Regions from separate parts of the Homo sapiens genome. Here region 1 is linked to region 2. Evidence: read pairs that join two places in POLR2A ChIA-PET (ENCODE). Cell type or tissue: PC-9. All regions are shown on one strand. Each heading gives the region's core, and the rest is flanking DNA. Links, peaks and the distances in the headings are about the cores only.

What was found. ChIA-PET counts read pairs that join two places held together with the same protein. Peaks named below come from ENCODE experiments on the same cell type or tissue, not always from the same donor. Only the 100,000 strongest peaks of a DNase experiment are listed, where the experiment ranks them.
Region 1: POLR2A ChIA-PET joins it to region 2 with 6 read pairs; 8 of 35 experiments call an interaction of 5 or more read pairs at or near these places.

What each region holds. Positions count from the first base shown.
Region 1 is chr7:5,686,166-5,691,542 of GRCh38, forward strand. The region is part of intron 13 of RNF216 (ring finger protein 216); the gene reads right to left. Among named protein-coding and RNA genes, the nearest start is that of RNF216-IT1, 8.4 kb to the left of the region's middle. In PC-9, for the core only: no CTCF peak of the experiment used is centred there; no DNase peak of the experiment used is centred there.
Region 2 is chr7:5,635,163-5,640,539 of GRCh38, forward strand. All of the region lies in intron 15 of RNF216 (ring finger protein 216), which reads right to left. Among named protein-coding and RNA genes, the nearest start is that of RNF216-IT1, 43 kb to the right of the region's middle. RefSeq lists enhancers at 1-1,751, 1-93, 4,199-5,063. In PC-9, for the core only: no CTCF peak of the experiment used is centred there; a DNase peak (open chromatin) is centred at 2,059; H3K27ac peaks cover 464 bases.

The sequences.
Region 1 (5,377 bases), core at 70-5,069, 51 kb after region 2:
TGAGCCGAGATCATGCTGCTGCACTCCAGCCTGGGTTGACAGAGTATGACTCTGTTATTAAAAAAAAAAAAAAAAAAAAAAAATGGAGCGTGCTTCTCCAAACTCTCAAGAACACCACTGCTGCCACGTGGTTTCTGTGGGGGCTTCTGACACCTCTGTCAAAGAGCCCTTACCTGTTGCGGCCTCATTTGCTTCTCACAACCACCCTGAAGGGGGCTGGGACAGAAAACAGGATCCCCATTTCTCTGATGAGGAAAGTCAGAGTAAATGATGTGCGGACAGTCACACAGTGGTGGCTTAAGAGTCTGAATGTTATCTGTTCTCTGGTTAAGTGCTGCTTAACCATCAGTGCCTTTAGGAAAGCTGAGGCAGGGAAGCCAAATCTGTACAATGCACGCCAGTGTTCCTAAACTGATGTTCTAAATTGTGAGGCTCACTTAGAACTGCACTTGTCAACTATTTCTTTAAATACATGTGAGCTGGGTTTGGAAGATTTGTCAAACAAGCTTTCAAAGGTAGCGCTATTTGCGGCAATGACATATTACCTACAGAAGATCTTAAAACAGCGGTCCCCAACATTTTTGGTCCTAGGAACCAGTTTCGTGGAAGACTATTTTTCCACGGACAGGGCGTGGAGAGATGGCTTCAGGCATTAGACTCTCATAAGGAGTGTGCAACTCAGATCCCTTGCATGAGCAGTTCACAACAGGGTTCACGCTCCTGAGACTCTAATGCTGCTGCTGATCTGACAGGAGGCAGAGCTCAGGTCGTAATGCTCACTCACTGGCCCAGTGCTCACCTCCTGTGTGGCCTGGGGATGGGGACTGGGGATCCCTATCTTAAAAGATAAAAGCAGAGCCCTGATTATTCTAATTGGATTCATCACCACAGTCAAGTGAATGTTATAGAAACACCAGGTTCAAAATCAAAATCTAGAAATTAAAGGAAGACCAGGTACGGTGGCTCATGCCTGTAATCCCAGCACTCTGGGAGGTTGAGGTGGGCAGATCACCTGAGGTCAGGAGTTTGAGGCCAGCCTGGCCAACATGGTGAAACCCCATCTCTACTAAAAATACAAAAATAAACTGGGCATGGTGGCGGGCGCCTGTAATCTCAGCTACTTGGGAGGCTGAGGAGGGAGAATCACTTGAACCTGGGAGGCGGAGGTTGCAGTGAGCTGAGACTGCGTCACTGCTCCATCCTGGGCAACAAGAGTGAAACTCCACCTCAAAAAAAAAAAAAAAAAAAAGAAAAAGAAAAGAAAAGAAAGAAAAGAAATTAAGGGGACATGATGTGGGATTTTCAGAAACCAAAGAGTCCACTCACATCTACTTTTGGACAAAGATACTGTAGAAAGACTCTCATATTGGCACTTGTGGACCTAAATGACATCTTAAGTTTCTTCTAGTTCTAAAAGGCTGTGACAAGCCTCTCTGCCTGCCCCTTGTGAAATCCTGAGATTAACAGATCTCATTACAGAGGAGGAAACCAACACAGAGAAATTAAGTGCCCCCAAATGACCAGGAAATCAAGAATGACAGAAATGCCAGTGTCTTACTTTCCAAGCATCTAAGGAAGGAGAAGATAAGTGAATCCACTAGCATTTCCAAGGACCTAAGTTTAAAGGTGCTAAGAGTTTTGCAAACATCCCCTCCTTTAATCTTCAGACAACCCAGTGGGTGAGGCAGAGATCATGATCTCACCATTTTACAGATGAGGAAACCAAGTCACAAAGAGATACAAGGAAGATTATGTAGGTCGTGTCCAGAATCCCGGACTGTCATGCCACAGTTAACATCTTGCCATATTCTTTTTTCTGTTTTCCAGGAGGGAAAAACAGCCGTTTTGACAATTTTCACTTTGCTTGATGGAAGGAACTAGCGACCGCAAATGGAACCGAAGAGGTAATTAGAGCAGTAAATAAGCAGCAGCTATTCCTGCTCTATGTCCTGGATTCCCACAGTTGGCTGGTGGGGACACCAGGCTTTCACGCACAGAACTGTGTAAAACTGAAAGCATTTCAAAAATGATTAGTCTTCTTTCGATTACTTTTATATTGAGAGAAAAAGCAGAGTAGAAAGCTGTTAAAATGTAACTAGACAGTAAATTGAGCCAAGGTAAAACCTGTACATAAAAAAACAGACTCACATATCTGGAAATCATAAACAAGGGGCTGCTCTATTTCAGACAAACCGCATGTCAAAGGAAATTGCCCAGCTACACCTCTTTTCTATCCTAAAGCTTTTTAAAAAAATTTAAATGTTCGTATCTCTGTTGACACTAGTGAAAAGAAGAACACATACTGAATGTGCTAAGAAATACAGAAGTTATTATAAACAAAAAGCAAAAACTCCCCTCTTGTCAAGCCTTCCTGTAGCAGTTTGTGTTTCATGCTTAGGTTTTGAAGAAAAAAGTTAAAGGCGCATGTATTTACCAGCTTTATCCTTTACATTTATACAAAGTGAGCAGAAGGCTCACTCTGCGCACCTTACCTTGCTTTACACATCTGACAGTGTATCTTCTGGAGACTTCCTTATCCATACTTATTATCAGGCTTGTCTTATTTTTTTTTGGACTGGGATATCTGTAAAACTGTGGGTGACTTAGGATTGGGCAATTCTCAGTTTATTTAGCTTTCTTATTAGTGAAAGAGTTGCTCTTAATAATATGATACGAATTCCCAAATGATGATAACAGCTACTAACATTACTGTGCAAAGCACTGTGTTCTTCAATATAAAGTTTAAGTCTGAACTCAAATGTTGACTGAATGAGAGAAGCGGGAAAAATATTCACAAAACTAGGTAAAGGAAATACTCCTTTTTCTTCAAGTGGATCTGAGAAGCCTGGCATCTTACTTGGTTCTGCTGTGGCTTCCTCTCTCATAAAAGAACAGGCTGCCGATTCTGTGAAACAAAATGATATCCTATTATATGGCACCACCATCAGTGCCTTGTGAGCCAATATGCAGAACCAAAAGCACAGGAGGGAGGTGGAAGGGGGTCCTGGAGTGCAGCGCTAAGGGTCTGGGGAGGTGGATGCTTGACGGGGGCAAAGGGCAGGCCTGGCTCCAGAAGCTGATATGGCAGCATTTTGGCTAGTTTGTGAGGTATAGGAAAAGTGACAGAAGTTACGCTCAGTTTTTGTAACCATGACTCACTCCAAGACTTTCTCAACAATAACCATATTTGTAGTATTAAAAAAAAAAAAAAAAAGAAAGAAGAAGAAAAGTGAAAGGCAAAACATCCAAAGCCGAGGAGGCAGGGCGCCTAGAAACCCACATCCCTTCTGTTGTCAAGTGATCAATAATTTCCCACTTTCTGGAGGCCATTTTCTAAAAAAAAACAAAAAACAAAAAACCCTAGGCTTGTAGTCAAGTAGTTTTCCTTTTCTCTTGGACTTCCTACAAGTTTTTAAAGCATAAGAAATGTAGTTTTAGGGCTGTAATTACATGATAGACTTGAGTAAAATCATTTAGATATGCAGAGTTTAATAAATAGTACAAAGGCCAGGCATGGTGGCTCACGCCTGTAATCCTAGCACTTTGGGGAGGCCGAGGCAGGTGGATCACCTAAGGTTAGGAGTTCAAGACAAGCCTGGCCTGCGTGGCAAAATTCCGTCTCTACTAAAAATGCAAAAAAATTAGCTGGGTGTTATTCCAGCCACTTGGGAGGCTGAGGCAGGAGAATCACTTGAATCCAGGAGGCGGGGGGTTGCAGTGAGCCAAGATTGCGCCACTGCATTCCAGCCTGGGTGACTCTGTCTCAAACAAAAAAAAAAAAAGAACAGAAAAGAGAAGAGAAGAGGAGGGCAGGTAACCCCCCTTATTTGCCGAGTTCACCTGTATTATATTTTACTTACATCTTTAAAGGTTTTATGGCCAGGCGCGGTGGGTGGCTCATGCCTGTAATCCCAGCACTCTGGGAGGCTTAGGCGGGCGGATCACCTGAGGTCAGGAGTTTAAGACCAGCCTGGCCATGGTGAAACCCTGTCTCTACTAAAAATACAAAAAATTAGCCAGGCATGGTGGTGCACACCTGTAATCCCAGCTACTTGGGAGGCTGAGGCAGGAGAATCTCTTGCACACAGGAAGCGGAGGTTGCAGTGAGCCAAGATCGCGCCATTGCACTCTAGCCTGGGCAACAAGAGTGAAATTCCATCTCAAAAAAAAAAAAAAAAGATTTTAAAGATCCTTTTTACTTCCTGTTTCTCTAAAAGCATGGTTAGCAATGCTCAGAAGCTAGGTCAGTTTTGGTGACTGACTGCTTTGTTAAGGTTTCCCAGGTAGTATTAAAGACCTGGAATCTATCAGCTGCTGCCACAGAATGAAATTCTCCTCTCCCTGCACCATCTACCACTTAGACCAGGGGAGGAGGCGCCACCTTCACCTCCCCTAGAAACTTCAGCAGCTCCCATCAGCAGTGCTTTCCCTGTACATCTGCAAGCATCACATAACCCTAAATAGTAAGCAGGACTGGCACTGTTATCCCATTCTACAGAAGAGCAAACAGAAGTCCACAAAGGCAGTGGGAAGTGCCCAGGGCTAGTGAGAGGTAGAGTGAAGATCTCGCCCTTCTCTGCTGATGCTCCTGCAATACAGCCCACACTAGAGCTCATGCCCCGACAGCCTGCAGGGATGTACACACGCATGTTCTGCCAGGACAGCTCTGCCACACCAGCCTGACACTTAATAACACATACGCACATGTGTAAAATGTACACATTCATCATGGAATTGCGATTTGGGGGCTGAAGACAACCTACAGATGAGTCAACTTGGACCCTGTGGTTCAGGGCTTATCCAGCACACAGCCAGGAGAGGCTGAAGCTCCACCTCCACACACCCCCTGCAGCACCTTTTCTGCCTGTCGTCTCTTCCCAGCTCACACAGCCGTGCAAAGAACTCTGTTCTCACGGGTTGATCTGCCATGTTTTTAAGTTCCGACAGAAGCACACCCATTTCTCTAACCGTGTGTGTAGACGGTGAGCCTGGGTGATCAACGTGACAGCACTTCTGCTCATGCCAACAGGGTGCTCTGCCAGGTCTACCCATGGTGAAGGGGAGACAAGCCACCTGACACCTCGCCACTCGGGCCGACGGCAGCATTTGACTGCTAGGACACTGTCTTGTGACCCACTTTACTCACTGCTCCTTACTTCTCAGTTATAAGCAGTAATTAGTAATGTCAGTGTTCCTGTTCTGGCTGGATTGCTCCTGGCTGGATTGCTCCAGGCCCATTAATGATACAAGAGCAGGAACAGATGAATGCGTAAGTGTACAAGAGAGGTTTCAAGGTTAAAGGCAGTAATGGAGAGAGCTATGGTGGGGGTGGGGAAGGCAGTGCTGGTGTGTGTAGAAGAGAAGGGGAGAGGGGGAA
Region 2 (5,377 bases), core at 77-5,076:
TGCAGTAAAAATCACACTGCATAGCACGCTCACATGGTGTTGGCTGTGTGGCTATTAAGAGGAAGATGAAGAAACCGAGGTCAGTTTTGATGACAGATCAATGATCACACCCACCCCACTAACTTCACTTTTTTTTTTTTTTTTTTAACACACAATGATATTTATGACAGTGATGAGAAATAACACGCCAAAGCCAGCTGTGGAAGCTGGGTGATGGGACAATCTGGGGGCTCACTTTACTCTTTTGTAGAATAAATTTTTAAGGTTAAGGAAAAAATTCTGAAGCCAAAAATCAGTTTCCAACCTAAAAGTCTAAAATACCTTTCCTTACCAGGTTTCTGCGTTTCCTCATCAATCCTCCCTTTCACAGCCTTCCTCCCTAATTCCAACAACATCATGTCCTTTCCCCTGCCGCTTAAGCCAGGGTCCCAAAGGTCCCCAGGACTTTCTGCATGCCTGATCCACCAGGGAGATGCTGCGCTGGCCTGAGGGGAGAAGGCAGGCCTGGGAATACTCCGAGGACAAATGACCCGGGTGGAAACCCAGGCTACCATTTACTGGCCACAGTCTTAAGCAAGTAAAACCAGGATGATACATCTGCCTTCGAGCACTGCTACAGAACTGAATGTATTAACATCTATAAATGTTAGGCTCAGTCCACTGCTGGTTTGGAAAAATGAGTGTCTCTTAACCAAATGGCTAGGCGATAATTGTACCAAATTAAACTGGCTGTAAAAGCCCTAGGGTTTTATTTGAACTGGACAGGTTTCAAACTCTTACATTCAAAAGACAAAGACACTGTAGAAAACAATTCTCTGTAGTTTCTCGTAGCCAAAACCCAAGACAAACACGGACTTTGTTTTGTATTGAAAGAGAACATGCTGTTTTAAGTTTTGCCATACTCTCAAATCCAGACTGCCAGGTGCCTGTTCCTCTCACAATTTGCTCCCCACCTCAGCTACCACTCCTGTGGCCATGCAAGGACCAGTCAGTATATTCACGTTCAGTAAAGTTCCAGGATCACTCTTCCCCTACTGCAAAATAACGTCTGTTCACTTATGTGTCAAGAGCTGGCTTTCCACTCTGCTCCCTAATCCAGAAAACTGTGGTATGCTGTGACTGTTCGCTTCTGGTTTTTTGCTTCCTAAAGAAGACACCTTCTTTATAAGACTCTTAGTTGAATGCTTTTGGCTTCATTTTGATAACTAACAGAGAAAGAAAGTTACTGTTCACCACTTGAGCTCTTACTGTGGAGTGGTAGTTCAGGTTCCCAAGCAATCCCTAGTCATTAAGGATGAAAACTCAACTTCCCTCCAAAACCATGATGGGACAACTCCCTCGCTGACAAATAAGAGATTCTTCCTGGCCCTGCTGGTTAATTAAGCCAGAGAACAGGCTTGTGTGACAGTGCATGCTTTGTTTCACTGAACTTCTGAATGGCTTTGTGTTCTCAGAAGCCCCAACAGATGCTGGGTTGGAATTCGATCGGTCTCCTGGTGAGAATCAAGGAAACGGGGCTGATCGCTGTTTTGATGGGAACGGGACAAACGGAACAGAATCTCCGGCTGTGGCTATCAGAGGAAATTGGAGGGATTTGTATTTGCCTGACCTTCCTTTCAAACTTTATTTTGAGCAAATCTAGAAACTTTCTCAGGTTAGAAGATGACGATCCAACAAGAAAACAACAAGGCAGTGCATGCTATGGCACCCAAACAAGGAAAAAGCACATGAGAAACCCACACCATCAATCCCAGGCATGGGAAGCAACGGGAGGAGGCAGCAGAAGACACAGAACGAGGAGGAGAAGAAAGAAAAAAGTGCTGAGAATAGGCCAGACTGTTAACACCCACCCTCACGCTAACTCCCACTCTGCCCTTTGTCTCTAGAGATGAAATACTGCCTGTGGAGCTCTTCATAGCTCCAGCTGAAAAAAAAAATCTATTTTTTCAAGATTCATGAAGTTCCTAGAGATGGTTGCCTCCCACTGTGCTAGCTGCCAGGGGGCTGAGGAGGTGAGTCAGCAGAAGGGCTGTGCCTGGGAATGTCTGTCACACAGGGGCACGGCCTGCCTTGTGAGCACTTCCCACTGTGGGCTGCACCTCCCGATCACCCAGCAAAAGAAGGATGACTCGGGCTTGGCTTTCTATGTACAAAAAGCCTCCTTTTCTTCCACACATCTCCTTAGTGACAGGAGGGCAGGCTAGCTAAGGGTTTCACTGGGTCATAAGCTTTGTAATCTGAGTGATTTTTAGGGGTCTCTTATCCCAGCTTCCCACCCAGTTAGGAGCTTGTTCCGTGATAGAACATTCCTGAAATAGAGAACACCTGGTTACCACAGAGGACTCACATCTTTTCAAAACCATGAGTAGCTCTCAGGATTATACATTTCTTTCCCTTTTTTTGAGACATGGTCTCACTCTGTCACCCAGGCAGAAGTGTAGTGGCGCAGTCAGGGCTCACTGCATCCCTAACGTCCCGGGCTAAAGCAATCGCCCTGGAAGGAGCTGGGAACACAGGTGTGCACGCACCACCACCCCTGGATAACTTTGGGATTTTTTGTAGAGATGGAGTTTTGCCATGTTTCCAAAGCTGGTCTTGAACTCCTGAGACTCAAGAGATCTGCCCGCCTTGGGCTCTCGAAGTGCTGGGATTACAGGCATGAGCCACTGCACCAGGCCAAATTACGCATTTCTTTTTCTTTAAGATCAAGTCTTGTTCTGTTGTCCTGGGTGGAGTGCGGTGGCGCGATCTTGGCTCACTGCAATCTCTGCTTCCCAGGTTCAAGTGATTCTTGTGCCTCAGGCTCCCGAGCAGCTGGGAGGCCCTCCCCGCAACAACCTGTAGTGGCTGCGCAGCAGCCCCCTTGGATGGGCCCCACACCCTCTCCTTTGCCGCAGTCCCCACTATGCCTTCCTGCCTCCTAGACCCAGACGTCTGGATGCTCCATCCAGACATCATTTCTGCTACCACCTGCCCCTGTGGTAACTTGGGTCTGTGACCCCAGCAATCCATACTGTTTGTTTTCGATGTGAAAATCTTCCTGTTTCTTTTCTTCCATGTTTTAAAGTGTAGATATATATAGAATTACTTTTTGTACAATTCTAATGTAAGCATATATAAAATTTGACATATCTCCTGTTTTTTGGGATATTTAAATGGTGTTTCTAAATTTGTACAACTTTAAACAACTCAGTGAACAGTGTTGCAGACAGAACTTTGTGAACTTGTCCAACTGTCTCCTGCGGATAACCTTTTCTAATTAAGAGGAACTCCCAGATCAAGTACACGCACTACATCTTCGGATCTGTACACAGTAACTGCCCACTATGCCCAATTACAGTGTAGCAGATGCCAACAAATCTGAAAACTACCTACCAGCAGCCAGGTACTATTTTCATTTCCATTTATTTGATTATTAGGGGTGGCTGTTAGCCAACTCCAACAGATTGTGGCCAGGTAGAAAAGCAAGCATTTTTTTTTTTTTTTTGGGGGGGAGACAGGGTCTTGCTCTGTCACCCAGGCTACAGTGCAGTGGCAAGAACATGGCTCACTGCAGCCTTGACCTCCCAGGCTCAAATGATCCTCCTGCCTCAGCCTCCCAAGTAGCTATGACTACAGGTGAGCACCACATCTGGCTAATTTTTGATATTTTGTAAAGATGGGGGTCTCACTATGTTGCCCAGGCTGTTCTTAAACTCCAGGATGCAAGTGATGCTCCTGCCTTGACCTCCCAAAGCTTACAGACATGAGCCACTGCACCTGGCCAGCAAGCAGCTTTTTTCCCTACTTATAATTTTTTTAAACTTCCTCTGTCCATTTTTGAGTTGAGGTGAATAGACCATAGGGAGACTCCTCAGTATAACATCTTCCTCCACAGACATTCTGGCTGGGTCTGTGATGGCTACTTCTTCCCGTCTCACTTGCAGTTGAGGAAGAATGTCATTAAGTTCTGGCTGATGGGACTGAAGCAGAAGTGACCTGTTGCAGCTTCTGGAAGCCTAACATTCCTTAAGAGATAGGGAAGCAGGCTCTTTAGCCTCACTGCAGCCCCTTTGCTGCTTGGAATGTGGATTTATCAGCCAGAGCTCCTTTTCAGACAATGACCTCATGTGATCCTTGGCTATGATCTAGGGGTGGCAGAGTAGAATGCTGGAAGCAACTGGATCCCAGATAAGAGCTGCTAGCCCACCCCTGGGCTGTTCATCTCTGTACTTACACATAGAGGAGAAACACACTTCTGTTTTCCTTTTTTTTTGAGAACCCAAAGTGCCGGGATTACACCCATGAGCCACCACACATGGCTCCACATTTTTTTTTTTGAGACAGAGTCTCACATTGTCACCCAGGCTGGAGTATAGTGGCACGATCTCAGCTCACTGCAACCTCCGCCTCCTGGGTTCAAGCAATTCTTTCTCAGTCTCCTGAGTAGCTGGTATTACAGGCATCCAACACCATGCCCGGCTAATATTTATATTTTTATTAGAGACAGGTTTCACCATATTGGTCAGGCTGGTCTTGAACTCCTGACCTCAGGTGATCCACCCGCCTTGGTTTCCCAAAGTGCTAGGATTATAGGCATGTGACACCGTGCCTAGCCTTAATTTTTTTTTTTTTTGAGACGGAGTCTCGCTCTGTCGCCCAGGCTGGAGTGCAGTGGCATGATCTCAGCTCACTGCAAGCTCTGCCTCCTGGGTTCACGCCATTCTCCTGCCTCAACCTCCTGAGTAGCTGGGACTACAGGCGCCTGCCACCACGCCCGGCTAATTTTTTGTATTTTTAGTAGAGACGGGGTTTCGCCATGTTAGCCAGGATGGTCTCGATCTCCTGACCTTGTGATCCACCCGCCTCAGCCTCCCAAAGTGCTGGGATTACAGGCGTGAGCCACCGCGCCCGGCCAATTTTTTTTTTTTTTTTTAATGAGATGGGGGTCTCACTATGTTAACCAGGCTTGTCTTGAACTCCTCGGCTCCAGCGATCCGCCCACCTTGGCCTTCAAAAGTGCTGGCATCACAGGCGTGAGCTACTGTGCCTGACCCTCTCCCCCAGTTTTTCATGTATCCCTAATCTTTGTTTATGATGTCATTTGCCAGTGAGAATTTATTATTTTTTAGTCTGGCCTTGATGTAATGCAAGAAAAACCTTATCTTCTCCAAGATTATAAAAGTCATTCCCTTCATGCTGTCCTCTCTCTCCCCAGCGTAGTAGCTAGTGTGACCTGGGAAACATAGCCCCTACAATGCCCTGAAATGGCTCTCATCACACTCCAGATCTGAGGCCGGCCCCTGGGCCAATCGCTGTCACCTCCCTGTGGCTCTCTCCACCTGCAAACCTCACCTGCTTTCTTTCCGATCCCCAAACAGACCCTATGTGTTTAATT